7 separate regions of the Homo sapiens genome follow, and all the other regions are linked to region 4. Evidence: chromatin loops called from intact Hi-C (ENCODE). Cell type or tissue: A673. All regions are shown on one strand. Each heading gives the region's core, and the rest is flanking DNA. Links, peaks and the distances in the headings are about the cores only. Region 1 overlaps LOC105374958 (a long non-coding RNA gene). Region 2 overlaps LOC105374957 (a long non-coding RNA gene). Region 3 has its middle 160 kb from the start of MBOAT1. Region 4 overlaps MIR548A1HG (MIR548A1 host gene). Region 5 has its middle 370 kb from the start of TRQ-CTG1-1. Region 6 has its middle 100 kb from the start of TRQ-CTG1-1. Region 7 has its middle 14 kb from the start of ID4.

Region 1 (4,381 bases), core at 243-4,242, 390 kb after region 4:
AGCTGGCAAACTGGATCCATCCACTTTGGCTTTTCTTTTAAGCAAACCACATGTAAGCTTTCCTGAGCTTAAAAACAGAAATGAGGCCACCGCTGGAAGTAGACTGAGTCGAATTTCTCACAGGAGAGGGACATGTTAACTGGACAGTGTCTTATGCACTAGCAAACACTGCTGTCTCCAATTCTGGCTTGGCAGCTTACTCATGTTCTTGGAATTGGTCACTTTTTCATTTCCTGGATCTAGGTTTTGTCAACTGTATTTGTCAATTTTTGTCAAAATTAACGATCCTGACTCAGGTTTTGTCCACAGGTAAAATTCAAAGGCTAGCAATCAAAACTTCAGACAATAAATATTCATTAAATATTTACTATGTGCCAAGCATAGTAAATATTTACTATGTGCCAAGACACTGAGGTATGTAAAACAGATAAAAATCCCTGTACTCATAGAATTTAGAATTGTGTGCGTGTGTATGTGCACATACAGGGATACAAATCTATATAATTGTATACAGTATGTCAGATGGGGAAAGGGGTTAAACACTTGTAGGTTTGTACTGTGTCCAACTGCCTAAGCTGGAACCATGTTTCCCAGCATCCCTTTCCTCGTATGGTTCCTGGGTGGAATTGGCCAAAGAGGAATTTTCGCAAGGTTTGGAGGTTGGAAATGAAGCAGCAGCCGTGCTATCTGCACATCATCATGGCTACATGCTGTGAAAGACGGATGCAGAGGTGCCAGAGCCTTCTGCCTCCTCCTCTCCCCTTGCTCTGTGTCCAGCTCTTTCTCCTGTCTGTCCTGCTGACCTACGGCAATCTCAGGCCGACCAATAGAAGCAGAGGCAAGAGCCTTCTGCTGACTTTACCAGCTCTCCTATGCTGCCCAATTCCAGCTCCATGTGCCTCACCACCAGTATTCTTTTGGAAAGCTCCTATTTGTCCATCATCTGCAACAGTGCTTCAGGAGGGCTGCTTCAGGACATTTCTCCAGCCTCCTAGTTCCCTTCTTAGAGGCTTTGTTCCCCAGTTGTTCTTTGTGTAAGGCCTTATTTCTATAATACACCCATGTTTCATCCCACTCTTAGTGGTCCTGCTTCCCTAGTTGAACTGTGACTGATACAAGCATTACGGAAAAGTAAGTAGGGTCAGAAACAGGAAGTGCTTATGGGAAGTGAGCTGTACTTTTAAATAATATAATTGGAGAAGTCTTCACTAAGAAAGAGATATTGGAACATAAAGCCGAAGTGGTAAAGAAAATAATTTTAAAAAATCCTTTCTCAAGCACATGAAGACTATTCGAAGTATAATCAAAGTAATAAAAGATTTGGCGGAGCAACACCTACAACTTTATATATCTTATAATGCTGCATAAATATACTAATCGCAAAAATACTCTATGATTTTCTTCAGAGTCTTCTTTTGAAGTTGTATTTTCTTAAACGTTATGGCATCTTGCTGAGGCAAAATCAAGACCAGAATTGTTCTTTGAGCTTTTAGAAGGAAAAGAGCTCTGCAGGTATGAAGCCATAAGGATAAAATATCCTCGTTAAGTCACATTGCTCCCTGACTACTGGAGCTCAGCCATCTATTTTCCCAAACACACTCCTCCAGCTTTGTCTCGCGTTTGCAAGAGCAACTATGAAAAGCAAACATGAAGAGTGTAAGGAAATCAGGGGAGACAGCCCCTGAGAAGGAGAAAGTGATATAGGAAAGTGTCTCCGTCGGGATTCGTGGAGATGAACTTCTTGGCTTTAGAGTGTTAAGACAGGATCTGCACTCAGCTGGTGTGCTAGAGAGAGACGAAGCCGCCTAACCAAACAATGCACAGAAAGGAGACCCTCTGCTCCTGTGTTTTTCTATCAGCCGCACCAAGGGCTTGGTTTCCTGGCAACCTGCCACGGTGCCTTCCCTCCGCGGAGGCTCGTCTGCCCCTAGGGGGAGCCAATCGGCTGTCAGCCTCCAAAGAGTGCCTGCTCATGGGATGGCAAGCTGGCTCTCTTGCAGAGCGCAATTAAAGCATCTGCCAGGAAAAGATTGTTTTGAGGCAGGTATGCATTTGATAAATTGGTGTTGTGGGCATCCCATGCCAAGGTATCGGCGGTTGCTAATGGACAATTGTGAACTTTCTTCAAACTCCGAAGTCTTAAGCTAAATACAGGGCGGATGTCTATACACAGTACTCTTTAGATCGTGGCAAATAGTACTCTCACCTATTTGATAATAAATCTGCCAAATTCCGATTTTGCAATGAAAAATGCTTGTTTCATTCTTGGTTTCGGTTTTTCTTAACTAGATAAAATTGGTTGAAATGAATATGTAATAATTTCATACATTTTAATACTTCAAAACGTATGACATTTTGCACATGTATTTCCCTACTTCTAATGTTCTCTCTCTCTCTTTCTCTCTCTCTCTCTCTCTTTTTTTTTTTTAATCGAGACAAGGTCTCATTATGTTGCCCAGACTGGTCTTGATCTCCTTTGCTTAAGCAGTCTTCCCGCCTCAGCTGCCTAAAGTGCTGGGATTACAGGCATGAGCCATCATGCCTGGTCTCGAACGTTCTCTTGAGGAAGCAATATGCACAACTAGAAAGTGGGCAGACAGGGAACAGCAGTTTTCACTTGGAGAGGTAAAAGCTGAACATGGCCTTCCATGCATGTGGAAGGCAACTTGGCAAAGAAAAATGCGTCCTACCTACATTCTCTGTTTCTACAACTTCACTTTTTGGACCCACTAACATCAGCTCAGAAGCAAATTCTCCCCACACACTGTGGATGTAGCTTAAATCAAGTCAAAGGGAAGGCCTAAGGGCTAGAGTAGGAAAGTGCCTAACCTTTGCATATGACAACTCACCCAATGACTCGCCTATTTAGAATGGTTCCCATTTACTCAAAATTTGGAAAGAAAGAAAGAAACCAAGCCAAGTTCATGGCAAAGTTCAGCACCAGGAAGAATCTCTTTACTTTAATAATCTCCTCCCATCTTCTTGATTTGATTTTTCACACATTCATTTATTCATCTTACATTCCAGAGAAACTTCTGGTGTAGGCCAAGACAACATCTATAGTTTCATAGAAACTACTCATTGAATTGAAGTAAACAAACTGGAAAGCAAAAGCCAAACAAGCTTGTCCAATCTGCGGCCCGTGGGCTGCAATGTGGCCCAGGGCAGCTCTCAATACTGCCCAACACAAATTCACAAACTTTCTTAAAACATTATATCTTTTTGTGAATTTTTTTTTAGTGTATTTTATGTGTGGCCCAAGACAATTCTTCCAATGGGGTCTAGGGAAGCCAAAAGATTAGACACCCCTGGTCTAGTATTTGTCTGTTTAAACTGTTTCACAAAAGCCAGCAGGAGACACTAGCTGTATTATGAACATCACGTGAATGTTTCTTATCTGACCATACTGCTCAGATATGTTGATTTCCTCCCCCATATATAGTATAAGCTTGCTCCTAGGACAGAATAGGAAAATATCTAATATTATCCTTTGAGTTCAGAAACCTCACTGTGCACACTGATATGCTAGTTTTACATCTTAATGTAGTGAAAATCTAACCTTCCCACCTATGATAAATACACGTAACTTGACCTGTAACTAGATACTTTTCAAATAACACTGACTGGGCATTTATTCTTTTAAAAAATCCCTCTTTAGTGCTAGCTTCTTCCATTCCTTCTGTAATCACTTGCATATGGGAAATGAAACAGTCCATTGCCTCTATTGTGTTACCTTTGGAATCCCACAGGGCTCCCTCTTTACCAAACAAGCAAGGACTATATAAGTAAAATGAGGGCAAATTTTGTAGAACAGCAGGAGATAAGAATATGAAGATATTTTTTCATCTTTCTTTTTTTTTAAAAAAAATTCTTATTTGCAAGTTTGCAAGTCTTTCCTTATGACCGAGTAGCTGGAACTCCATTTGGCATACAAAGGTTTATTTTTTGTCTTATTCATCTCATTGAGAATTAGCTTTAAAAAGGAAAAAATATGTATCTTCTTGATATTAAGTTAGTAATGTACTGCTCTAACTAGTCATAATTTATGCTTGAGTCAGTTTGTATCACAAGTATACTTAGAATAAGAATGCCTTACAAGCATTTACCTTTCAAAATAAAATTGTTTTATGATTTAAAAATATGACAACATTAAAAAATAAATTCTAAAAGAAAAATTATTTTTACATTTTCCACAGCTCTCCCTAGCTCTTATTTTAATGTTTTATGATGTTTACAAGGCTAGAGTACCAGAAGCTTGCTTTTTTTTCTTTCTCATAATTATTCATGAAATTCAATTAACTTGTCATCAAATGAACTATTATGTTATCGTGGTCTTTTTGACCCTAGCAGTCAGACGTCCTGTGAGATACCTGAGTCAAAG
Region 2 (4,381 bases), core at 131-4,130, 150 kb after region 4:
AATTGACGTTTTTGCGATTGTCCTATTTACAGTCATGGATTGATTTAGACATTTGGGAAAACTGACCCCGTTAGCTTAGTGAGAAAGAAAACCCCCACATTTTTGGTTTTGATAAGTTTGTAATTTCTCAAAAGAAAATTGCCAACTTTTTTTTTTTTTTGGTATCCAGTTCTAAAGTTGAGGACTTACCTTCTAGTATCATCAAACTCTGTATAGTCAGTGATGCCTCCCCCGACGAAGTTAACTGTTCTAACAATGATCTTCCAAGTTAAAACTTTTGAAACATGGGAAATACATTTTATCCTGGGTGTGAAACCTTTATCACATTAAAGTTGGGAGACATTTGTCATTAACGATATTTAGAATTTCTACCCCCACCATTGCAGAGCTATGTTTCCTATTGTCTGAACCCTGCATGCAGAGCAGGAAGCTCATTTTCTTGTGGTTGAGCAAAAATGAAGGTTCTTAGTGGAGATAAGTAGGTTTTCCTTTTCAGTATAGAAATAAATAACAGTAGTAAATAAATTGAGAGGAGGAAGTGAAGCCAAGAATGAACTCAGGAGATGCCACTGTGCCCAGGTGTGCCCTTGAGGAGGAGGGACAAGGGGTCATAGCCTCAGGACTTCTTACCTGTTGGCAGGGAGGGATGCTCATGTGGCTTCATTAACTGTTCTTTCTTGGGTAGAAGGAACAGGTCTGTGTATGGAAAAAAGAACTTCAGAATTTGTTTTTGTTCCCCCTCTGTTACATCTGTGCCTCTGATTTCTGCCACAACCGATGTGTACGCATTCCCTTTCTCCATCACTGAGCTTCAGTTTGGTTGTATGCTCCAAGATTGCTTAAAAGACTTTCAATGAACCTAATTCTATTCTCTCCTAAAGCATCTCTTTGAATAACCGTTTAAAGGAGCTTACAGCCTTATTATAGCAGAAAGCCATTGTTGGTGAATTCAACAAGGTGGGAGACCACTGTGTTTGTTTCAGTAGTGCAGGGCGGTGGTGTTAAGCCCCTGGAAGGCACTGAGCTCTACACTGGTGCAGGCTAAGGAGAAAAGATTAGGAGCTGGGCTTGAGAGCTGCTCTTCTGGGTCCTTGCAGCGTGCGCTCACAGCAGGCAGTGGAAGTGTTATGTCTACTCCTGGGCAGAGGGGCCGTGGCCCTGGCTGCAGGTATTTCTGGTAAATGCAGGTTTGAGGGCATGAGGATGATGCTTTGAGCTTCCTCTGAATGTTTCTTTCCGCTTAGCTAACATAAATGTTACACATTCCAAACTTTTATAATAGAATGAGTGGGAGACATTGGCAGTTGTCAATAAAACAATTGTCTATGGTACTCCTTATGTAACAAACTGGATTTTTAAAACTTATTTATCTTAAATTTTATAATATTTTAACCTGTGGTTTTTCCCTCTCAAGACATCCAAATGGCTAAAAAATCTATGAGCAAATTATTCAATCAGTCAATAACATTAAAAAAAGTACACATTTTAAACCCCTTTTTATGGTAAATATGTAAAATGCCAAAGCACACCGTGTCTTGACTTGTATGTTCGGTTGGGATTTATATGCAACTTTTAAAAAGTGTAAAGAAAAGCAGTTTTTCTTTTCTAAACTTTCTTCTCAGTTAGGTTCTGCAAAACGCTCCCCCAATTCTCATGAAGTCTAACAGCTGCTATTAAAGCTTACTTTACATGCATGTAGTTAGCAGATATGTTGAAAACGTTTAACAAGTTAAAATGCCAGATATAGTTAGCATTTGTAATTACAAGTATTTTATTTCTCCATAAATAATTCCAGGATTGATTAAGTATAAGGTGACACTAGCCAGTTTTTGGTCTTTGTTTTTTTTTCTCACGATCCTCAACCTTCTTTCTTTTTCCTTGATTTCCTTATTGTCTTTCACCAGTATTTCCTAGTTCCATTCCTTTTTCTTGACTTTGTTCTTTTCTATATTCTTTCCTTTCCCAATTTTTCCTCTGCTTTTTAATTTTCTAGTTTCCTTTTTCCCTGTTTTTTTATTGTTACTTTTCTTTCTCCTTTGTTGTATCTTAAAAGAAGGAAGAAATAAACTGTCCACCAGAGGGCAATCTGATCCTGCGCGCGCGTGCGCGCGCGCACACACACACACACACACACACACACACACACACACTCTCTCTCTCTCTCTCTCTCTCTCTCTCTCTCTCCCTCTCTCTCTCCCTCTCATACACACACACACACACACACAGCCATTTTCTCTCATTTTTTTTCTTTTAAAACTTCCTTCCAGAGGAATATGATGGTTCAGAGAGTAGGTGGTAAAAAACCCTTTTATTTATAAACTCCTTTCATTATAGCTTCTGTGTGGGTGTGTAGTCTCAATGATTTGATTTGTGAAGACTCAAACTGTTGTAGGTTTGTATAAGGAGTATATAGACCCTTATTCTAACAGCCCTAAGAAAACAGTGTAATTATTTGGGGTTATCTTAGAAGCTGCCAAAATACATGGTGAAAATGAAAACTTGAGCTGTGAGATTTTGGATGTATAAGACATGGAAAATCAGCAGACTAATTTCTCGGGTGCCTTTAAATATATGTCACTCTAGCATTCAAGAATTTTACACTCTCATTTAAAAAAATGTGAAAGTCATTATTTTTCTATATTTAGCCATGAAAATGTGTAATAGGAATTAATACAACATTGAACAATCAATTTGTGATGATCCTTATGAATAGCGGAGCTACAGGTAGAGTTGAATTCTGGTTAATAAAATACGTTTTAAAAATATGATTCCTAAGTAGTTGCAGAGTGGCTTAATACAAAGTGATTTTCAACATCTTCCAGGGCCACCTCTGCCTCTTGAGCTCGGTCCTGCCTCTGTTCTCAGGTAAGCTGCTGCAATTCTGTGAGCCTCAGTTTACTTCCTTGTAAATGGAAGTATTTTCAACTCAGGTCCTCATAAGCTCTTTATATGTTAATATGTAGTGGCAGGTCAATGTCAAGAAGAAACGGTTTGAGTCAGCTCTCTTCCTGACCTCGCTGACCTGCACATGTCCATGTCACCTGAAAATGCCATTCTGGATCCCTCAGAGGTTTGAGTAAAGAAAAGAAATTTTCTGCATAGAAGCTTGGTGATTTTTCATCCCAAATGTGAAAGAGAGTCTGTTTTAACTTCATTATCTAATGCAATGAGAGGCAAAATGAGGGGCTATATAAATTCTCTGAAGAAGGACAGGTGGCTGGGTTGCCCACTCAAACGCTGAAATGCTGCGGGCAGAAAGGAGAAGAGAGTTTCATGGTTTGAGTTTTAGTTTCTCAAAACCTAGGCTATACTGTGTGTTCACAAAGACAAATGCTGAATTATCCCGGTGAGTGGGCTTAAACATTTACTGGCCTGTCGATACTCTTTGTCTATCAGCTCACCAAGTTCTCAGTTTTCCATTTGCCAACATCATAAGCAACTTGGAATTACAGCTCTGTGGTGTGAGAAGAAGCCTGAAACTATTATAAAAGCTTTGAATGAGGGCTTCAACTTTTACTAAAGCTTTTACTTCTCATTGTCTAATTTCATATGCATTAGCTGAGTCTAAAGGAGAAAAAATGTGTTTGGAGTTACCCCTATTACCTCTGAAGAAACATTTCCAGCAATAGTATTAGACCTGAACAAATCAGTAGACCTAAACCACGTGGATGGAACCATTTTTCTACATGCTCCGTTTTGCCAGTCCTGATTCAAGATATCTTCTAAGAACACTTCATGTCCCCATGCTTCTAAAAAGTTGGATTGGACTCAGTAATCCAAGGCTTGACTAGCAGTCTTTCTTATGTAATCAGCATAAACTTTGAAATGTATTGAAAGCTCCCAACGAATTTGATGGGACAGAGTATATTTAGAATTCACTAGTTTGAGATTACTAGGCTGTTAATAAATTTGGCCATTCCAATATTACATCTGAATAAAGTAAATGGGAAAAGTATCTATGAAAGTAAATTTTCAGTTGTATTTGAATGTAATGCCCTCCTAGCATTCTTTCCAAGAATTTCAATGGATAATTTCTGCCATTGGTTTAATTTATCAGTAGATTTGATCTTTATGCCAGGTAGAATGTGACCTTTTTCCACTGCATGACTTATTCTGGAAGTTTCTGGGAAGGTAAACATTTTGGAATGTGAAATGTGGTTGGGAACTTTTCCCTGCAGAAACACCGAGTACATAACAAGTTAAAAGGTATTTTCAATTTGGTGCTGATCCAGATTATAAAATGTGCTAAAGGGACTGAGCTCAGAATTTAAAGAGTTTACTTCTAATCGGAGTGTCACACCAGGTGCTAAACATGTTGACTCAAGTAGAAAATAGGGATCCATGTCATGAAATTTTAAAGCTAGAAGGAACCAGGATTTTT
Region 3 (4,381 bases), core at 207-4,206, 1.5 Mb after region 4:
CTCTGTCTCAGAAGACAGTGAGGACATAAATGGCCTCACTGCTAAGAGATTGCGTGCCACCTGGGGTGGGTGGTGAGAGCCAGGGGTGGGAAATCTGAAAGATCCAAAGAGGCAGAGCCACAACTACACATCAGACTAGGTTTCTAGAATTTTACTAGGTGGTGTCCCCTGCCCTAACTGCCCCAACCCCTCGCACCTACCCAGCAGACAGGGACTTGTGTGCAAGATGAGAACAATAAAGAGACCTGGTTTTCTTTGAGCAGAAAAGTGTAACATGAGCAAATTTGCCACTTGAGTTCGGCAGCTTCAGGAAGTCTCAATTAGCTACATGTATAGACGAAATATTCTGAACCTTGGAGAAGATGCTACTGGCTTCAAAAAGACAAAATTTTGGCTAGATGCAGCGGCTCATATCTGTAATCCCAGCACATTGGGAGGCCAAGGCAGGAGGATTACTTGAGGCAAGAATTCGAGACCAGCCTAGGTAAAATAGGGAGACCCCCCCATCTCTTTAGAAATAAAAAATAAAATTGGCTGGGCACAGTGGCCTATTCCTGTAGTCCCAGCTACTCAGGAGGCTGAGGTGGGAGGCTCTCTTGAGCCCAGGAAGTCGAGGCTACAGTGACCCATGATGGCACCAGTGCACTCCAACCTGGGCAACAAAGCAAAAGTCTATCTCCAAAAAAACCAAACAAAATTTAATCCTTTGACCATGTGATTTTGTATCGTATGTTATACTATATTATGTATTATGCATCATGTGTATACATTATTTAGACATTTTTTGCTTTTAAATTCTTCAAGTGGATGTGCCTAGGTAGCTGGACATTTTGTCTTCTCGTCCTTCATCCCGGGTCCGGGTCATCCCACACATGCACCACCTCTTGGGCAGATCAGGGAGCTCTTCTGCTCTGTCAGAAATGAGACAGGAATGGAACAACTGGCTGTGTGGTGAGGTAGGGCCGGGGAGAGGAGAAACTCAGGGGTACAAGGGTGAGGGGAGGGAGAGAGACTCCTAGTAAGTCTTCTCATGAGGTCCGAGAGAGAAGCAGCCACATGATGGCTACAGAAACAAGGAATGAAAGCTTTCATGTCTGGCGTGTGGAGCACATGGGGCCATCTGAGTGCTTTCTCCAACCTTGGAGAAGGCACTTTCTAGTCTCTGCACAAGGGAGATTATGAATTATGGATTATGGATTGCAATGGGGATACTTGAGTCAGAGGTAAGAAGGTGAAGTGCATGTCCTACTGGAAACTGTGTGTGTGTGTGTGTGTGTGTGTGTGTGTGAGAGAGAGAGAGAGAGAGAGAGAGAACACGAGTAAGAACAGCAAGACTGGCTAGTAAGAAATCTACTAGGAATGCATTTCTAGCATGAAAGGCATGATCCTAAGATTATACATAAACACAAAGAATCAGCAGCCCAATTACATTTCACCTGTAGTCCCAGCTACTCAGAAGGCTGAGGTGGAAGGATCACTTGAGCCCAGGGAGGTCAAAGCAGCCGTGAGCTGTGGTCATACCGCTGCACTCCAGCCTAAGCGACAGAGCAAGACCCTGTCTCAAAAACACAAACAAACAAACAAACAAAATGTTATTTTATTCTTTTTTGTAATTTGGAGCAATTTTGATAACTAAATAATATTTAATTAACTCAAATTTTCTTTTCTAACAGTTGACTCCAACTTTCTTTTTGAACCAGGAAAGAAATACGTTACACATGGATATGCTAGTCAGAAACAAAAGTCATGGGTAAAGTAATGAATTTTCAAAGTTACTTTAAAACAGGCCCATTTTTGTATATGTATGTGTGTGTTTTCAACCACCATGGCTTCCCAAAATTAAAATATACTGGGAAATGGGGGACTATAGGGATGGGGTGGAGTAGAGATGAACAAACCAACATTTCCAATTCCTGAACAGGATTCCCCCAACTTGCTATTAAGACACTGGGCTGCATGCAGGATTCGGAATGTTCATATATGGACAACCTAATCCATTGTTTTATTTTCACTCCTTCAGCCCAAACAAGTGTCCTCACTCTCTTCTGTCTTGCTTCTGGATCTTAATGTTTGCATGAACAAAACATTAAGAAACGAGAGAGCAATCCAGTGTAGCAAAGCGCTATCGCTGCAAATAGTCATCTTGAGGTTTGTTGGGATTTTCAGAAAGTAAGACACGTTCACGGTTATGAGTGGGCATCCGATTTACCTGCTAGAAATGTAAGTGACTCTTCACATGGGCCCTTTTCTCCAAAAACACCACCTTTCAGAGAGATGAAGTGAAGTGGGGAGACTAAGAATCTAATATTTTCAGCTACATAAATTCATTTCAGCATAAACTCATCTCAGCTTGAAAATCTGAACAATGTAAATTTACTCTCCAGAGAGAAAGATAAAGAGAAGAAACGGCAAGATTTCTCCCTGGAATCTGTTGAGAATAAAGAGGGAGCATGGGTGTGGGGACGTGCATTTTGTGCTGTACCTTTGAAAAGAGAACAGAACACAATGTCCTAAGATAAATCGTCATTTTCTGAAGCCAGCATTTTCTCCCAAATTCTTAAGGAAATGTTGCCACCTTCTGGACAAAAGCTTAGTAAGCATTCACCACAACCCTGCTTTCCAGCTTATTTATAAACTCGTTTACATGAGTTAATAAATAATTTTGCTGTGACTTTTCTATTATTCTACCTGCACAGCACTGATAGCCTCAAAAACTCAAGTCACTATAAAAGCACTAATCATATGCCTAACAGAACAGAAAGCCCACTTTGCCAATTAAGCAGATTCTTCAAGAGAGAAATAATCACACTGACAAAGTTTACCAGATTTTAAAAAATCTCATTCATGGACTTCTTAACTCTTACAGGGTTTGAAGAATGGTGGGTAGACTCTCAACCAGGTTTTCTCTTTACAGTTTTTTTTTTAATTACAACTTCTCTCTTTTAATAATAGGTTCAAATTCATCTAACCAAATAGTCTTGAATTTGATTTTTTTTCAATGTATTTTAAGGTCATCAGTAATATTTTGAGCATTCAGAAACAAAGACATCTGTGCTCATATCCTGAGAATTTGTAAAATGCTCACATTTCTTTACCGTAATGGGTGGGCCCTTCCCATCAGTCAATTCTCATTACCAATGTTTTCAATAAAGCAAGGCAGTTAAGGTGGACACGCTTTATGTGAAGAGCTATGCATTGTGCAAAGAAGGCGCCTGCCCACTTAGTACTGAGCATCTTCCCCATGCTTACGCCTGAGGTTTGCGTCTCCAACGTGGAGGAGTCTGCAAGACGACGAAGTTCATTGCTCTGCTGGATGAGGACCGCATTACTTGATCTTCTCAGCGCTGTTTAAATGTCCAATAAACCCAATGTCCCTCTTCATTCAGGATCTCGCCGAGGGCTTAGAGGAAAGCTGCAGTACTTCTCAGAGAAGCTCTATTCATTTTTCTGAGGATGTGGCTGATGAAATTGACAGCCCTGTCTTCCTCATCCATGTTTTCGCAGGTGGGAAATTCGGTGGTGAAGCCCCAACTTGCGGCATGTCCCTAACACTGCTGATAGCCTTGTCTTCTGTTCTCCAGCCCTTCAGGTGGCTGACCAGGAGCCCTACTGCACGATCTAAGGTGTTAACTCAATTCTGTGCTAGACCGTTGCCTTGGTTTCCCCCACAGTCATTGCAGCAGCGGGCTACATGGCATCTCTGCAAATTAAAGAAGTGCACGGAAAGGAGAAAAGCCAACTGTTTTGACCAAATCGCAGACAGTGCTTTTCCTCATCCACCAGACATGAGAACCAATGGAGGCAAATGGAAAAAAACACATCCTTCTTAGAAATCTTGTTTGGGCCGGGCGCAGTGTCTCGCGCCTGCAATGCTGGCACTTTAGGAGGCCGAGGCAGGTGGATCACCTGAGGTCAGGAGTTTGGGACCAGCTTGGCCAACATGGTGAAACTCCGTCTTTACTAAAAGTACAAAAATTAGCCGGGCATGGTGGTGCGCGCCTGTAATTCCAGTTACTCGGGAGGCTGAGGCAGGAGAATTGCTTGAACCCGGGAGGCGGAGGTTGCGGGGAGCCGAGATCGCACCACTGCACTCCAGCCTGGGCGACAGAGCAAGACTCTGTCTCTAAAAAAAGAAAAAAATGAAAAGAAAAATATCTTTTCGTTTTGAATGGGGAAGCCCCTGGTGCAGAAATGTCTTTGGTACTGGTGATAATCTGGGCCTGTGAGTGCTAAATTGATTCTCTGTCCTGCAGGGGCTGAATATCAAGGAACAAATGCATTAATCATGGGAGAGCCTGTGTGCCAACGAGCATAAAGACCACTGCACCCAGCAGCGGCGATTGCGTGAACCTTTCCACAGACCACACGCTCCGAAGTAGCT
Region 4 (4,381 bases), core at 289-4,288:
TTGCTGTTCACCTTTATTAATTTTTCTGGCACTGAAACATGTACTTTGAGTTTTTTTTTTGTTTCTAAAAGTACATAGTCACATCAGAGAACTTTCTCCGACTTCTTTCCCCTCAGTATCCTCTGTTCCAAAGTATTTTCATAGTGGAAGGTAGCAGTTCTATACCCTCAAAGTTAAATTTAATTGCTATTTCATAAACTTCCAATGCAATTCTCTTTTCTTCTTTGGAAATAGGGGATCTTTATGGCACAAACCTTTCTAGTGATTAGCAAAATTTCAGTAGTAAATTTACATATAAATAAATTTGATTCAGAAAAGCCATGCACTGCACATAATAAAGTGATTTATAACAGGAAAATCTAAAGAACTAAAACACAGACTCTGCCCTCAAGGAACTCAAGGCAGCAACTATGACAGATACATTTTTAAAAAAGAAACATAGTCCTGTGTCATATGTATACAATATAGCTATTAATAAAGAATATAAAAAATGAAGCATTTAAGAGTCTCACAAGAATATTGTCATAATTAGTGAGATACTGTGGAGACACCTTCATGAAACTGAAGGTCCATTTCTGTTTAATGGGGATATCAATGGTCATTGCATAGTAGGCCTCTTTTATGAAATAAATAAGTTAACAGGGCTAAGGCCTTTAAATACTGGCTGGTACATGTTAAGCTGTCAATATGTGCTAGCTACTTTCAATGGTCATTTCTTGTTGCTATGAGCTATTTCAAAGCTCTTCATAAATAGATGATAATGCCACCATTTCCCAAGTAGGGAGAAAGACTTGGTAATAATAGTTATTCAAACTATATAGAATACGTTGCAATAAAGGATTATGCCACCTAGAACTGTGGAGTTATCACTATTGAGAAAAAGAATTCCGGGTCTTTTTTTTTTCCCCCATTACAACTCAACTAAAAAAAGAGACCCTTAGTGTAAAACATGTAGCCTGCACACAAAAACATGTCTGATTGACTTTCAAAGACTCACATAAATTAAACATCTCTTGGATAACATCAAACCTAACCAGTTAGTTCCCAGGTCTCTATATAAATTGCCACATAACTTTGTGCCAAAATGAATGATGGTGGCTGTGTCTCCTGGATGACCAAAATCAGACTTAAGGAGTGAAAAAATAAACTGAGCACATTCTTTATTGCCACATCAACAAAATGAAACAAAATGATTACTTATTTTTGGGGGGTTATGTTGATGACAGATATTGTAGGCATATCCACTCACTCTCAATTTATTTTTAAACACCCAGCACAGTCGGGGTTACACAGTGAGGAAAAGTCCAGCTGAGTGACCTCGGAACAGTTGCTACCAATGCCAGACATCAATTTCACCCTCTTAGATCAGAATATACCTCTCTTGTTCCTTCCTGAACTAAAAAGCTACCACCTAAAGAACGTAATTATATTGTGGATACAATGATTTGGCATTCATTTCAAAGTTTCTTTTAAAGGAATAGTTTAAAGTGTGTGTGTTACAAAGTGCAGAGCATTGCTCAATGTTGATTTGTCAAACGATGACAATTTAGCCCTTGAAACAAACGTTTCCCAAAATAACAGCATTTGGGAAACTTTGAGCTCTATTTCAGTCCTTTCAGAGAAACTGAGAGGTCTTTCACATTCTGAAGGCAGAACACTGAGTAATAGAAGAAACGAGAAGTCCTCTGTCTCCATCCCTCTGCCTGGGGACCCACTGGACTATTATTAGCATGGGATACAAAATAGATTTGGTAAATATTGGAAAAGTCTTGCCAAGCAGCGTCTCAAAGACATATGGTCTTTTGTAAGTGCCATGATCATTATAAACAAGCAAGATGTTCTAATTAAGGAAAAGTCTTTGTAAGGCAACTTGTTTTACAACTTAGCATTGAGGTTCCAAATTAGATAGGCAAAACTTTGGGGGTTGGGTAACCCCTATTCCTTCTTCCAGGCGGACTCTTTAAGACTGAACCAGAAAGCTGCCATCTCTACTTTGACCACTAGAGGGAGGGCAACTACGTGAAATTGCTCAGCGAGGAGGCGGTTTCTCCAATCCACGCAGTCACCCTTCCCTTCTCTCCTCTGTCTTCCCAACAAATCAACCAGCGGTAGAAAAAGATCTTTAGCTTTTTGAGAGAAGGAGAATGTAGGGAATGTGTTTCATCAATGCATATCAGCCCTCTCTTTCAACTTTAGTTGGGGTTATAGTGTGGGTATTACTTTTTCATTTTTACAAACCTCTCTAAACAAAGTACAGATTTGGTGGAATGAGGGAATAAATGGCCAGTCTTCTGAGTCCTGTCTTGTGGAGTGTGCCTGGATTTTCTACTATAAAATGATCTCTTTTGGGTTGTCATTAATCTTTATAATGATTTCATGGGATAAAGGTTGGACTAGAAGAACTTTGATAACTCTTGCAAGCCCAAAATTCTGATTCTGTATCCTTCAACTGGGGTATGAACTTGTCAAGGGTAAGTAAGTAAGTAAGGGTAAGTAAGTATAAGTAGGTGTTACTTATAACACCTACTGCTAAGGCCAATCCCTTATCAGATGCTCACTAAGGAGTCAATGATTGATGAGACTGGTCGGTTTATATGATTACTTGCCATCTAGAAGCACTCATAAAGAATGGGACATAGTTTTTATGCTCAAGATGTATATTGTCTCAAATTTTTTTTTAACTTGTTGAAGCTTAGGACAGTAGTGGTTAAACAAAATGCTTATAAATAGTACTCCTTTTCTTCTCTCTGTAACCTCCTCCCCTGGTATGTACAAATACATACCCATCACAGGCAATATACCCCACACACCAAATACACACACATGAGCACACACACATTCAGGTTCTAAGGCAAAAATCTTTCCCAAAAGACAGTATGCTAGAAAACAAGCAATTGTGGGGACGATAGTCTTCCTTATCCTCCTAAAGCAATAAGGAGTACAATAAATAAGAAAACAGAACTATTTATGATTCACTACAGAAAGAGGTGTTTGTAAGTCTTTTATAGCACCATATAATTATAATCATAAAAGGCAGAGACTTAGAAATAATTCAGAGATGATAGTGATGTTAGAAATCAGCCCTCCTCTTTGGGTTCTTGTTTCTTTGAGACAGGGTCTTGCTCTCTCACTCAGGCTGAAGTGCAGTGGTGCGACCCTAGTTCACTGCAGCCTCGACTTCCCAGGCTCAAGCAATGCTTCCACCTCAGCCTCCCAAGTAGGTGGGACCACAGGTGTGCACCACCATGCCCTGCTAATTTTTGTGTGTTTAGTAGAGACAGGGTCACACCATGCTGTCCAATATGGTATTGAACTCCTGGGCTCAAGTGATCCTCCTGCTTGGGCCTCCCAAAGTGCGGGGATTATAAGTATGAACCACCACACTGGCCTTTTTTTTTTTTTTTTTTTTTTTTCTTCGAAGCAGTAAACCGATGCTGAGGAGCTACACAGGTAGTTATTGGTGTGTGGGGACCACAATGTAGGTCTTTTTGCTCCAAGTCCATTCTGTTATATTTTGCAGTAGAAATATCTGTGCAAGGCCGGGGGTAGTGGCTCATGCCTGTAATCCCAGCATTTTGGGAGGCCGAGGAGGGCGGATCACGAAGTCAAGAGATCGAGACCATCCTGCCCAACATGGTGAAACCCTGTCTCTATTAAAAATACAAAAATTAGCTGAGTGTGGTGGCGCAAGCCTGTAGTCCCAGCTACTCGGGAGGCTGAGGCAGGAGAATTGCTTGAACCCTGGAGGTAGAGGTTGCAGTGAGCCGAGATGGCGCCAATGCACTCCAGCCTGGTGACGGAGCGAGACTCCATCTCAAAAAAAAAAAAAGATCTGTGCAAGCTGTCCCTAGCATTGAGAAGCTGATCTTTCTATTAGGTTCTGAAAGCCAAACTATATAAGTAACAAGAATCTGGAAAGGAAGTTCAGTTGGAAAATATTGCCAAATAAAAAATGAACTAGGACATAAAAAGTAAGCCTTCCCTAAAGAGAAGAATTCTAATAGGAACAAAAAAATGCCTAAAAATAAACTATGAAATGGCTTTATTGTTACTAATTTAGAGCCATTAGTAACAAACATGTAGACACTAAGTAAATGCATGGTTTATATCTTGCTTTTGATTGAACCACAGGAAGAACTATGAATGAGGACATAGAACAGGCTTGAGGCTGCTGTCTTTAATTTGATACTGCCCCTTTAACATAAAGAATGTAAAAATTATCAAAACCTACCACAGTAATCTGAATACTAATAATAGAGTTGCTGTCTGTGTTTGGTGAGACTACAAATTCAATTAATTCCAATGCTGGTTCCAATAAGCTCTTTATGAGTCTAAAGGGATTATTAACACTGTGAAGTCTGAAAGATTGAATCACAATAAC
Region 5 (4,381 bases), core at 162-4,161, 610 kb after region 4:
GGTATATACCCAGTAATAGGATTGCTGGATTGGATGGTAATTCCGTTTTGAGTTAAGAAATCACCAAAATGCTTTCCTCAATGGCTGACCTAATTTACATTCCCACCAACAGTGTATAAGCATTCCCTTTTCTTTGCAACCTCACCAGAAACTGTAATTTTTTGACTTTTTGATAATAGCCATTCTGACTGGTGTGAGATGGTATCTCATTGTAGCTTTGATTTATGTTTCTCAAACGATGAGTGATACTGAGATTTTTCTCATATGTTTGTTGGCTGCATGTGTCTTTTCTTTTGAAAACTATCTGTTCATGTCCTTTACCCACTTTTTAATGGGGTTGTTTTTTGCTTGTTGATTTGTTAAAGTTCCTTATAGGTTCTGGATATTAGACCTTTGTTGGAAGCATAGTTTGCGAATATTTCCTCCCATTCTGTAGGTTGTCTGTTCACTCTGTTGATGGTTTCTTTTGCTGTGTGGAAGCTCTTTAGCTAGGTTGGGGAAGTTTTCATGAATGATATCCTCAAATATATTTTCCAAGTTGTTTGCTTTCTCTCCCTTTCTTTCAAGAACACCAGTGAGTCATAGATTTGGTATCTTTATGTAATCTCATATTTCTCTTATTTGTCTTTATTTATTTTTAATCCTAATGAGTTGTTTCAAAGAACCAGTCTTCCAGCTCTGAGATTCTTTCCTCAGCTTGGTCGATTCTGCTGTTAATACTTGCAATTGTACTCTGAAATTCTTGAAGTGAGTTTTTTATAGTTCAGTCAGATACATTTTGTTCTTTCCTAAAATGGCCATTTTTTTCTTTTATCTCTTAAATCATTTTTATTGTATTTCTTAAATTCCTTGGATAGGGTTTCAACTTTCTCCTGGATTTCAGTGGTCTTTGTTCCTATCCATATTCTCAATTCTATTTCTGTCATTTCAGCCATTTTGGTCTGGTTAAAAATCATTGCTGGTTAACTAGTACAGTTATTTGGAGGTAAGAAGACACTGGCTTTTTGAGTTGCCAGAGTTCTTGTGCTAGCTCTTTCTCATCTGTGTGAGGTGATATTCCTCCCATCTTTGAAGTTGTTCTCCTCTGAATGGATTGACTTTTTTTTTTCTTTATCATCTTTGATTATCTTGGGGGTTTGATTGTGGTATAAGGTAGGTTCAGTTGACTGGGTTCATTTCTGGAAGATTTTAGGGCTCCAGGGCACAGCTCAGCACTCCTGATGTGTGTGCTCTAACTCTGGGGAGCTGGTACTGAGCCCCTGGCTTTGTTCTCTAGCTCCTGGAGGTTAGGAACCTACTGCACTGGAGGGGCTTAGGTGCTGCCATTTTGCTGGCCAAAGGACTTCTTTGGGGTGGTGGCAGCAGGATCCATGTTCGCTGATGTATGCCAGCAGCTGTGGCAGCAAAGCGGGGTGCATGCACATTGGCTGGGGTGGTGATATGGCTTGGATTTTGTGACCCCACCCAAATCTCATGTTCAATTGTAATCCCCAGTGTTGGAGGAGGGGCCTGGTGGAAGGTGATTGGATCCTGGAGGCCAACTTCCCTTGCTATTCTTGTGAGAGTGAATGAGTTCTCATAAGATGGGTTTGTTTAGAAATGTGTAGCACCTCCCTTCTCTCTCTTCCTTCTTCTCCAGCCATGTAAGACATGACTCCTTCCCCTTTGCCTTCCTCTGTGATTATAAGTCTCCTGAGACCTTTCCAGCCATGCTTCCTGTGCAGCCTGCAGAACTGTGAGTCAATTAAACTTCTTTTCTTTATAAATTACCCAGTCTCAGGTAGTTCTTTATAGCAATGTGAGAACAGACTGATACAGGTGGGGTACTGGTGGAAATGGGGCTGCAGCTTTCCTGCATGTGCGGATGCTGTCAGTGGAGCACAGGTGGGGGCATGGTTGTCAGTGTCCATGCTTGCAGTTGCCCTGGCAGTGGTGGGGTGCTGCCCCACATCTGCCAGCTCTGTGTGTGCATTCACACTGCTGGGGGAGGGGGGTGGTGGAGTTGCCAGCATTCATGTGTTTGCACCATTAGTGGTGGCAGTGCTGGGGGAGCAGGGCCACTGGTATCCACGCACATGACTGCAGTGGTGGCATGGAGGTTGGGAGGAATTTCTGGTGTCCATGCACACATTCATGCTGGTGGTAGTGTTGGCACAGGTGTGGGGGCATAGCTGCTGGCATCTGTGTGCACATTTGCACCGGTGGTGAGGTGGAGCTGCTGGTGTGCATGAACTCGTTAGTGCCAGTGGCGTGACTGTGCGTGTGTTTGTGTGTATCACCATTGTCAATGCACGTGTTTATGGTAGCAATGGCAGTATGGCTGAATAGCAACGTTTTGGGGGTTGGGAGGACAGTGAATTGTGGTCACGCTGGCAGCAGTGTTGGGTTGTGTACATTCATATACACCAGCAAGGGAGGGAATGCTAGGCTCATCTGTGTGCACACACCAGCAAAGCCATGGCAGGGAGAGGGGGTTATGGGTGAGTGCGTGCCAGCTAAGCAGTATAAGAGTCTGCACTGGGGGTGGGGTTGGGCACACTGTGCGGGGGAGGATGGGGAGGGGGTGCTGCTCTGCTGGAGCTCTCTAATGGTCAGGCGCCACCTGCTGGTGAAAGAGCTATCATGAGGGTCTCCAGGAAGCACCCTAGTTAGGCGTCATTTGCCAGCGGGTGTGGCCTGGCTGGGGCCTTGGGAGAGGCCAGAAGCCAGGAGGACACTCAGATGAAATTGGTTCCATTACATGGGCAAGACCGCCCTGCTCTGTCCAGGTCCAACAGTCTCCCTCTGGCCAAAGTCTCCTGGAGGAACATGGCAGGACTTGGGGGCTGGGCATACCTGGTCCACTCTAGTGCTCCACTGCAGACATTTCTGTACCAAACCGTCTGGGCTCTACAAAGGCTAGAGTACTACAAAGGCTAGAGTACCACCTCTCAAAGCAGCTCTTCATGCCAGCTCAAGTGTCTGTGGGAAGTCCATGGTAGAGCAGGCTACTCCTCATATTGTCCAGTTCCTTTTTTCTTAAGTCTTACAAACTCTATTCATTTCCAGTTACTTAGGGTAGCACCTTTTCTCCCACTCCTTTCAGTGAGGCTGTTTCATACACTTGTAACACAGTTGCATTCTGTTGTCAGTCTTCATTCATTCCTGGGATCCCATGATCTCCTAAATGATATTTTTGTTTTCATTTGCCTGTATTAAGTTTCAATCTTTGTGTTGTAAAGTTCTATAACATTTTTGACATATGCACAATGCCAAATACCCACCATCACAGTGTCCTGAAAGATAGTTTTACTGTCCTGAAAATTGTCTGTATTCTACCTATTCTGTCTCTCTTACCTTTCCCCCAAAATGATGACAACCACAAATCTCTTTAATGCTTCCATAGTTTTGCCTTTTTCATAATGTCATATAGTTAAGATTGACTTTTTTCACTTAAAAATATGTATTTAATGTTACCCATGTCATGGCTTGATAGTTTATTTCTTTTTAAGTCATTGAATAAATTTCTATTGTTTGGATGTAGCACAGTTATTTACCTACTTGCCTACTGGGGTACATCTTGGTTGCTTCCAAATTTGAACAATTATGAATAAAACTGCCATAAACAGTTATGTGCAAACTTTATGTGGACAGCTTTCAGCTCATTTAGGCAAATACCAAGGAGCTCAATTGTTGAATCTTATGGGAAGACAATGTTTAGTTTTATAAGACTGCCAAACTATTTTCCAAAGTAGCTGTCAGGCCTCTGAGCCCAAGCTAAGCCATCATATCCCCTGTGACCTGCACATATACATCCAGATGGCCTGAAGCAACTGAAGATCCACAAAAGAAGTGAAAATAGCCTTAATTGATGACATTCCACCATTGTGATTTGTTTCTGCCCCACCCTAGCTGATCAATGTACTTTGTAATCTCCCCCACCCTTAAGAAGGTTCTTTGTAATCTCCCCCACCCTTAAGAAGGTTGTTTGTAATTCTCCCCACCCTTGAGAATGTACTTTGTGAGATCCACCCCCTGCCTGCAAAACATTACTCCTAACTCCACCTCCTATCCCAAAACCTATAAGAACTAATGATAATCCCACCACACTTTGCTGACTCTGTTTTGGGACTCAGCCCGCCTGCACCCAGGTGAAATAAACAGCCTTGTTGCTCACACAAAGCCTGTTTGGTGGTCTCTTTACACGGACACGAGTGACAGTAGCTGTATAATTTTTCATCCCCACCAGCAATGAATGAGAGTTCCTATTGCTCCACATCCTTGTCAGCATTTGGTATTGTTAGTTTTTTGCACTTAACATTCTTATGGTTATGTACTGGTATCTTCTTGTTGCTTTAATTTGCAAATCCCTGATGATATATAATGTTGAGCATCTTTCATA
Region 6 (4,381 bases), core at 243-4,242, 140 kb after region 4:
AGGAAATGTGGTACGTATATGCCATGGGATATTACTACTATGCAGCTGTGAAAAGAAAGAAGATCATGTCCTTTGCAGCAACATAGATGCAACTGGAAGCCATTATCCTAAGTGGACTAATGCAGGAACAGAAAACCAAATACCACATGTCCTCATTTATAAGTGGGAGCTAAACCTTTAATACACAGGGACCCTAAGAAGAGACCAATAGACACTGGCACCTACTTGAGGGTAGAGGTGGTAAGAGGGTGAGCATCAAAAAAACTACCTATTGGGTACTATGCTCATTACCTGGGTGATGAAATAATTTGTACACCAAACCCCCAAGACACACAATTTACTCACATAACAAACATGCACCTGTGCCCCCAAACTAAAAGTAAAAGTTGATAGGATAAAAATCATGAAATGTTCCATGTATCTCCAAGAAAGTCTTAGGCAGCAGCCAGATGTGCTACTACTGTGCCAATATTGGTTTCTATTACAAGGTTGGGAACACTGGCCCAAGGCAAAATTACAAAGCAGGTGAATTTATTTTTTGTGATTGACACCTATCTTTGTACTACCGTCATGATCCAATTCCTCCTTATTCCTAGCAACCCATGGACTTTATGTCACATCTCACAACATTCTCTTGATTTGCCTACTTTTTCTCAAAGTTCTCTTCATTTTTTTCCTCTTCTTCCTTGCTGCAAATCAAGTGTCTGAATTACTTAAGTAGTTACTGGAAAGAGAAGGCTCATTGGCACATCAGAGTAATTCCATTTAAAATGTTAATGCGAGCACTTAAGAACTTCAAATCTTAGCCTAGTCATTGCTGGTAATATGAACATTTAAAAATCCTTTAACCTCTTTATAATCATTAGTTTCTTTATCTTTGAAATAGGAAAAATTGTTATGGAAAACCAATAAACTTCTTGGCACAGTGCCTGGAAGATTGAAATCATCCAAATACTATTAACAGCTGTTGCCATTATTATTATTATCATCATTATTATTAAAGATAGGTGAGGCACACTTGCCAGAATATTTTGTATTAAGAAATATGTTAATACCAATAACAATTTGCTGGGGAGAGACTCCTACATGTAATGTTCTATACTGTCTAACAGAAAATCAGGTGTCAGAAAGCTAGTTTCTGAGCATCTGTTCAAAATACTTTGAAGTTATGTTACTTGGTGCATTCATATCATGGGTTGTTATGTTCTCCTGACTTTAACATATTCTGTGTGTTGAAGTCTTTTCCTGATAATAATATAACCATACTTTTTGGTTTCCAATTGTTTGGTATAACATTTTTTATTGTCTTACTGTCAGTATATGTGTCTCATATCTGTGATATATACTTACTAATGTGTTTCCTGTACAAAGCATATACATTTGGGGGCCTTTTTTTGTGATTTAGTCTGACAAACTCTGGCTTTTTATAGACTGTTTATTTCATTTACATTTAATGCAAATGTTGAGTTAAGTCTACCATTTTTCTATTTATACTATCTACTTTTGCTTTTTTTTCTGGTTTCTGTGGCAGAAGCAATTGTGCTTCATGACTTTCTATATGTCATAGTTAGATTCCTGGCACTGGAATGAGTATTTTGATTTAGAAAAAATTTTATTTTTTTCTCAGTGATATGTAAGCCTTTTAACATAATTCAATGAATTCCTTGTTTCAAGCACTATTATGTCTTAAGAAGAAAAGTTGTTATTGATTTTTGACCAGATTTTTCATAGTTGTTGACTAGAGAAAAATTCTCCTGTTTCTCCCAGTGTCCATTTAAAACCAATTTATCTCTTTGGAGACCCCAACTTCAAGTTATTTCCTAGGTTTTATGCTGCAACTATTTCCTTCCTTCCTTCCTTCCTTCCTTCCTTCCTTCCTTCCTTCCTTCCTTCCTTCCTTCCCCTCCCTCCCTTCCTTCCTTCCTTTCTTTTTTGGAGCAAAGTAGTGTTAAGAGACCATGTCTTTACTTAATGGGCATCTATTGGAGTCTACCCAAAACTAAAAAGATTGTGCAAATATATTATAATATTCCTGTGGAACAGATGATGAAATGTGAGATGTATAGTAATGAAACAAGGTGGTTTCATGGGCAATTCGGCAGCTTCATCTATTGTGTTCCCATAGAGATTGAGGTCAATCTGGACAGAGTCCTCTAGCTAAATGCCACTGAGCTTCTGTCTGGGTATGTCCCATTCATTATATTTTGAATTCAATAAATTAAAACAATACTTTAAAAAACATGTTTTTTTTTCTAACCTGTGGGAAATCTACCTGCATTTTAGGGGCATAACATGCTAGTTTAAAGAAATTTTTTTTGTAGGTACCTTGCATAGCATTAAAACTGATACTAAAAAAAGCAAATGCAAGTACTTTTCCCCTAATCATGTTCATCTTTACTCCCATTGGCACCCTTGGTTTTTGGGCTCAAGATTCAAAATTATTTTAATAGGTAAGAGGAATTGACATTGACCAGGTAAAATTTAAGTAGAAAAAGATAAAATTTGATATTTAAGAAATTATCTATGTAAATATTTTTAGCAAATGTATAGAGGTATAGATATAGAGAGAAATATGTAGATATACTTGCATATGCATACACACACATGTGCATGTGCACACACACAGAGAGATGCTTATCAGAAATACCTGAGATTTGTAGCTTTATCCAAATAAAAATAATTGGTTTGCAATCAAAACCAAACATGGGATTCAAGAGTTAAAAAAATCCTAATAAAGTGTTACAATGCACACATAAAAGCATACATAGTTCAGATCATGCAAGAATATCTGGGAATACCTGGAGTATTATAGCTGCCCTATTACTTTTATTTTATTGCAAAATGGAAAGTAAATAAAAAAGTAAGACTGGGATAGTTAAGACCAAAATCTATGTCATATACAGAATAATTGGGGAAAATAAAAATACTTATTGTGACAATCAGAAAACTTATAGGGAACATGAAAACATTGGAAGCCAAATACACGGTTTTATATAGACTATGCAGGCATGTTTTTTCCTGCTACTTTAGATGAGAAGTGATTTTTAGATTTTTCCCAAAGTATTCTTAGTGATACTTGTCAAATTTCTTTGAGAAGTCATATTTCATTAAAATATTATCCGAATTGTTTCATTCTATACCATAATGTGTTTGTGTTGGTATAATGTAAGAAATCTTTTCTCTTCATTCTCTTCATATCTTCAGGGCAGGGCATTTATATTTATCCTGTGCCATCAGGCATAGTCTCTGAAATGCACAAGCAAGTGCACCTAGGTATTCATACTATAGGGTGAGATGTGACCAATGGGCATGCATTCCCAAGAGTTATATTTTTTCATTTATTATTTTAAAAGATCATTCAAAACAAAAACTGAAATATAATTTTCTAAATATTGATTGTGTTTACTTGAAAATTTGAAAATGAGAGACCAGAGCCTGAATAGCCATTTTCACATTTTTTTTGATCAGGTGTAGAAAAGATTCCTACAGTAGATTTAACTTGTAATAGATAATTTGTGAGTTATTTGAGTCTATAATAGCTCTAAGATTGGAGATTACGTATGCTACTCAGAGAAAGAAAAGAAGATGGGAGAAACAAGAAACCTGAAAGATGTTCAATTCAATTAAATGTCAAGTATTAAAATTTTAGCCTGAAGGAATGAAAATTTCAGGTTATAGACAATGATGGAGACCTCCAGGTAGCCCAGGAAAATGACTGTTATTGAATTTGGATCTCTCCACACATCCTCCAGAAACCTATACAGACCAATAAGAAACATAAATGCAACCCACATAACCCCCAATGTTAACCAAACCAGAAGAAGAATAATTCCCCAACTTCAAATTACTTGTTAGTAGAAAAATATAGGCTGAATTTCAGCAGAACATTCAACTTAAGCTCTAGCCACAAGTCTTTGAGTAGAGGGAGCAATATTCCAATTGCCCCACCCCATCTTGTCAAAGTACGTAAAAGAGGAAGAACTGAAGGGCCAATATTAAACCTGCACATAATGAAACGATCTGTTAAACTCTTGAGTGAAATGGCAAAGGCAAAGAGAAATATAGAATTCTTAAGACATAATAATAATGAAAATATTACATATCAGAACTTACAGAACACTTTTAGAGTAGATATCAGAGAAAAATTCATAGAACTAAACACTTTTATTAGTAAAATAGTGAAAATAAAGTAAATTCTCAGCTGAAAAGTTAAGAACCTCTCCCCAGCAAAGTAAAGAGAATTAAAAAACCAGAGAAAGAAACAGTAAAGATAAAAGTAGAAATTAATGAGCTATATATAGAAAGATAGTAGATCTAAGATACAATTAACTTGTTAAAATTCTGTTTCTTGAAAACAATTGGTACATAGAAAAAACACCAG
Region 7 (4,381 bases), core at 148-4,147, 1.3 Mb after region 4:
TTAACATAATTTCTAGTGGCTATGCTTCCCTATAAACTAAAGCTGAGATTAATTCAACAGGATGGAGACACCAGTATTTGGGAGTTCATTATGTTCTTTGCAATAATTCAATGAATCAGAAAATAATAGAATTTTGAAATAAAATCCAATTCCCTCATTTTACCGAAAATGAAACTGAGGCTGTGACGCTTTAAAATATGCCTTTTGAGGCTGGGCATGGTGGCTCACTCCTATAATCCCAGCACTCTGAGAGGCCTAGGTGGGAGGAGCATGTGAGCCCAAGAGTTCCAGACTGTCCTGAACAACATAGCACAACCTTGTCTCTATAAAGAAAATTTAAAAAAATAACCGGGCATGGTGGCATGCGTCTATAGTTTCAGCTACTCAAAAAGCTAAGGTGGGAGGATCACTTGAGCCCAGGAGCTCAAGGCTGCAGTGAGCCATGATCGCGCCACTGCACTCCAGCCTGGGTGATGGAACAAGACACTGTCTCTACAAAAAAATAAAAATAAAATAAAATGTGTCCTTCATAAGATGACCTAACTTAGGGGCAGAGCTGCCAGCAAAATTTCAGGGCTTCCAACTCACAGTCAAGGAGACTTTATTGAGTTCAGTACATAGTAGAATCATTTATATTATCAGAGCATTTCTTTTTTTCAGTATTTATCTTAGGAGTTGTTTCTTTTAAAAATTCCTATTTGTTCTGATGCATATATTTCTTTTTTTTTACAGATCATTTTTCTCTTATAAAAATTCTGTAAACACAGCCATTCTTTCTGTATTTGTAATTTGAGGACCGACTGGAGTTATTCCTGAGAGGGCTATGTTCCTGAGAGAACAAAATTATTGTTTTTGAAACTCTAGAGAGAACTGCTCTGGCAAAAGAAATGTATCTTTTCATCTACAGTCATTCTGAGGTGAAAGATCTCATGATCACTCTGGACTATACAACCCACAAGCAGACTTCAAGGATACCTACAGGAACCCCAGAAGTCCTGATTGATCACACAGGCCCTAAAGACCCTATCAACTTGTTTATCAACTTGCAATTCTAATTTCCTGAGAGTAAAACACCAGTAAAAAATAATCTCCTCCCTCAATATTCTAGAGAATGCAAAGAAATACACAGTCACTGTAGACCTGTGAGCTTTTGCCAAGTTTGGTTTTCATTATTATACATATGAAGAGAATCATCTTCGCCAAAATCTATAAAGGGGCTGATTAACTCAGCTCTGTAGTAATTGTTTCATATTAAATCAGTCCAAAAGTTTAGGGCATGTTTCTCAGGAACTCTTTATCTAGCATCAGGTATGTATCTAAACAGTATAGTATCTGTTAATTTTGAAGTTATATAAAAAAAGAAAATGTGCATTTTCACACGTCTTAGTAGAAGCTCTTTACAGTTTATATAATCCAATGTTGATAGAGTAAAATTTTTTTATTCTTTCCAGTAATCAAAAAGTAGTCAAAATAAACAAAAGTTTCAACTTTTAGAGGTATCATTTTTTAGATTAGATTGCTTATATGGTTTGATGCTTTCTTAGAAGGTTGAATGATTCTAAAATGCTTTTAAGAAAAACATCAAGAATAAAAAGAATTACTTAAAACCAGGTCAAATAAAAAAAGATTATCAGAGATCTCATAAGGCTTGCAATATCATTTCAAGATTTATTTTAAAAGTAAGATTGCACTTTGTTCACTATTCTTCCCCTGCCAAAAGACACAGAACTTCCTTGTGAAACTGTGTTTAGGATCCATACCATAATATCATCTTTTCCAGGAAACTGAATCATAAAGAGGTCTATAGGGTGATCCTAGGAATGAAATCCCAAAATTCCGCAGGATGGGGCTAAGGTTTGTATTTTCAACCTGAGAACTTCAGGCTGCTTCTCCTTCAGCAACCTCCTCCTCTTCTCCACTGCAGCTCCCCCCAGCCTCCCTGAAGTCCCAGGGAGCTGGGGCCTGTCCTTCCTAACACAAACTTTCTTTCTTCTGGAAGTGCTGGAAAATCTCAGAGAGACTCACTGTCTCCCACATCCTGTAAATTTACCCAGGAGAGAAGCACTGTGCACACTTTGTGAGGAGGGTCGCGCTCATTGGAGAGACTCGGTGAAAGCAACGAGGAGACTGTACAAGCACACACGCAGCCTCTTCACCTCACACTCCACAGCTATTTCTCATGCACTCTGGCCTTAACTTTGCTGACCTTGCCACCGCAAGGTTTTATATCACTAAATAACAGAGCACGAGGCTGCCATGGTGGACAATCTGCCTGCACTTGCCCCTCCACATCACCAAAGCTCCTTAGATCCCATTCATCAAATATTTGCTTTTACACTTAAACACACAATTTATGAAACACAATTTCTGGTTCACCTAACCCTTGCATGACGTGAGTTTTGAAAAACCAGTAAATTTTCCTGCTGACATTCCTCAAGTTACACGCTTTCCTGGTCCTACAGGCAGTGCAAGTTATCTGCTGCCCTCTTTTGAATTTTAGGGCACACTGCACTCCTAAATAGGGCCTATTGCCTGAAGACAGCCTCTTTTCCCTGTCTAGGGGCTGCTTCAACCTTCTGGCTAATCCAGAGCCTACTGGAACAGCACTTTAACTCCCCTTTTGAGTGCTACTTTCTCTGCTGGTGTTCTTCCAAAGCAAAAGCAAAACCAATTTTATGAAGCAGCAAAAGAAGTATAAAGCATGCTATTACTTGTTCTTTTCTTTTTTCCCAGCTTATTGAGGTATAATTGACAAATAAAAATTCCATATATTTAAGGTATACAACTTGATGTTTTCACATATGTATACATTGTAAAATGATCATCGCAATCAAGCTAATTAACTTATCCAACACCTGATATCATTACCATTTGTGTGTGTATGTGTGTGCTGACAACACTTAAACGCTCTACCCTCTTATCAAATTTCAAGTATACTGCACAATATCATTAACTATTGCCACCATGTTGTACACTGGATTTCCAGAACTTATTCATCTTGCGTAACTGAAAATTTGTACCCGTTGACCAACATCTCCTTACTCCCCCAGCCTCTCCCCATAACTACCCTTCTAAACCTGCTTTGATGAGTTTTACCTTTTTACATTCCATATATAAGTGAGGTTATACAGTTTTCTGTTTCTGGTTTATTTCACTTAACATCCTCCAGGTTCATCCATGTTGTCACAAATAGGAGGATTTCCTTCTTTTTTAAGGTCGAATAATATTCCAGTATGTATATATACACTACATTTTCTTTACCTATTCATCCATTGACAGATGCTTAGGTTGTTTCCATAACTTCGCTATTGTAATTTCATTTCTTATCCGCCTGCCCCCTCTGGGCTGATCTATTAATTCCCCTAAAGTGTCTGCATGTAGTTCTGTTGATAAAGATACTGAAATGAAGAAGTATGCCAGAATACGATTTGCAAGCCTGTCCAGCTGAAGATAGCCATCCTTCCCAGACAGTAGAGGTTGAGGTTCTCACAGCAGTGACAGGTCACAGGGACATAGGCAGCCCTTCTAGGAAGTTAAACCTGCTGGGCTAGGCACGGCTCATTAACCCAGGTTTTGTGCAGACCTCCCCAACAACTGCTCTGCTGCAATGGGAGCATTCTCCAGTAACCATTGGTACCATGGCCCCTCCCTCAACCCCTCCCTCATAACGTCTCCCTGTGCTACCCTGACGTCCCTGGATAATCAACGCTCCTATTTCCTAGTGCCTACCAAACACGAGAAAGAACAGGTGAACATGACCCCTAAAAATAAAAAGAAAGAAACTATTGCCAACTTTTCCTCAAAATCATGCGGGGTTTTTTGGAGGACAAGAAGATAGCAACAATATAGTGCTGAGAAAAATCATAATATTGTGTCTGGAATTGGTGGGTTCTTGGTCTCACTGACTTAAAGAATGAAGCCGCGGACCCTCACGGTGTTACAGCTGTTAAAGTGGCGCGTCTGGAGTTCGTTCCTTCTGATATTCGGATGTGTTCAGTTTCTTCCTTTTGGTGGGTTCGTGGTCTCGTTGGCTCAGGAGTGAAGCTGCAGACCTTCGCGGTGTTACAGCTCTTAAGGCGGCGCATCTGGAGTTGTTGGTTCCTCCCAGTAGCCTTGTGGTCTCGCTGGCTTCAGGAGTGAAGCTGCAGACCTTCACGGTGAGTGTTATAGCTCATAAAAGCAGTGTGGACCCGAAGAGTGAGCAGTAGCAAGATTTATTGCAAAGAGCAAAAGAACAAAGTTTACACAGCGTGGAAGAGGACCCCAGAGGGTTTCCACTGCTGACTCGCGCAGCCTGCTTTTATTCTCTTATCTGGCCCCACCCACATCTTGCTTACTGGTAGAGCCGAGTGGTATGTTTTGAGGGCGCTGACTGGTGAGT

What was found. Peaks named below come from ENCODE experiments on the same cell type or tissue, not always from the same donor. Only the 100,000 strongest peaks of a DNase experiment are listed, where the experiment ranks them.
Region 1: it touches region 4 in a loop (4-fold over the local background); 6 of 110 quality-filtered maps call a loop at or near these places.
Region 2: it touches region 4 in a loop (4-fold over the local background); 12 of 110 quality-filtered maps call a loop at or near these places.
Region 3: a loop joins it to region 4, with 6 times the contacts of the local background. A loop is called at or near these places in 73 of 110 quality-filtered maps.
Region 5: it touches region 4 in a loop (5-fold over the local background); 6 of 110 quality-filtered maps call a loop at or near these places.
Region 6: a loop joins it to region 4, with 7 times the contacts of the local background. A loop is called at or near these places in 10 of 110 quality-filtered maps.
Region 7: it touches region 4 in a loop (3-fold over the local background); 30 of 110 quality-filtered maps call a loop at or near these places.

The regions. Positions count from the first base shown.
Region 1 is chr6:18,988,623-18,993,003 of GRCh38, forward strand. The region is part of intron 1 of LOC105374958 (a long non-coding RNA gene); the gene reads left to right. Among named protein-coding and RNA genes, the nearest start is that of TRQ-CTG1-1, 150 kb to the left of the region's middle. In A673, for the core only: a CTCF peak has its summit at 1,923 (motif pointing right); a DNase peak (open chromatin) is centred at 1,919.
Region 2 is chr6:18,747,459-18,751,839 of GRCh38, forward strand. It overlaps LOC105374957 (a long non-coding RNA gene), which reads right to left. Exons shown (of 3, transcript XR_926557.3): 2 at 631-696. Among named protein-coding and RNA genes, the nearest start is that of TRQ-CTG1-1, 87 kb to the right of the region's middle. RefSeq lists an enhancer at 1,960-2,254. In A673, for the core only: CTCF peaks have their summits at 2,054 (motif pointing right) and 2,253; a DNase peak (open chromatin) is centred at 2,073; H3K27ac peaks cover 1,637 bases.
Region 3 is chr6:20,054,009-20,058,389 of GRCh38, forward strand. No RefSeq gene overlaps it. Among named protein-coding and RNA genes, the nearest start is that of MBOAT1, 160 kb to the right of the region's middle. In A673, for the core only: CTCF peaks have their summits at 2,593 (motif pointing left) and 2,796; a DNase peak (open chromatin) is centred at 2,553.
Region 4 is chr6:18,594,420-18,598,800 of GRCh38, forward strand. All of the region lies in intron 4 of MIR548A1HG (MIR548A1 host gene), which reads left to right. Among named protein-coding and RNA genes, the nearest start is that of MIR548A1, 25 kb to the left of the region's middle. In A673, for the core only: a CTCF peak has its summit at 1,985 (motif pointing right); a DNase peak (open chromatin) is centred at 2,002; H3K27ac peaks cover 3,815 bases.
Region 5 is chr6:19,208,811-19,213,191 of GRCh38, forward strand. No RefSeq gene overlaps it. Among named protein-coding and RNA genes, the nearest start is that of TRQ-CTG1-1, 370 kb to the left of the region's middle. In A673, for the core only: a CTCF peak has its summit at 2,620 (motif pointing left); a DNase peak (open chromatin) is centred at 2,601.
Region 6 is chr6:18,732,418-18,736,798 of GRCh38, forward strand. No RefSeq gene overlaps it. Among named protein-coding and RNA genes, the nearest start is that of TRQ-CTG1-1, 100 kb to the right of the region's middle. In A673, for the core only: no CTCF peak of the experiment used is centred there; DNase peaks (open chromatin) are centred at 794 and 1,904; H3K27ac peaks cover 3,933 bases.
Region 7 is chr6:19,849,540-19,853,920 of GRCh38, forward strand. No RefSeq gene overlaps it. Among named protein-coding and RNA genes, the nearest start is that of ID4, 14 kb to the left of the region's middle. In A673, for the core only: a CTCF peak has its summit at 2,491; a DNase peak (open chromatin) is centred at 2,482; H3K27ac peaks cover 747 bases.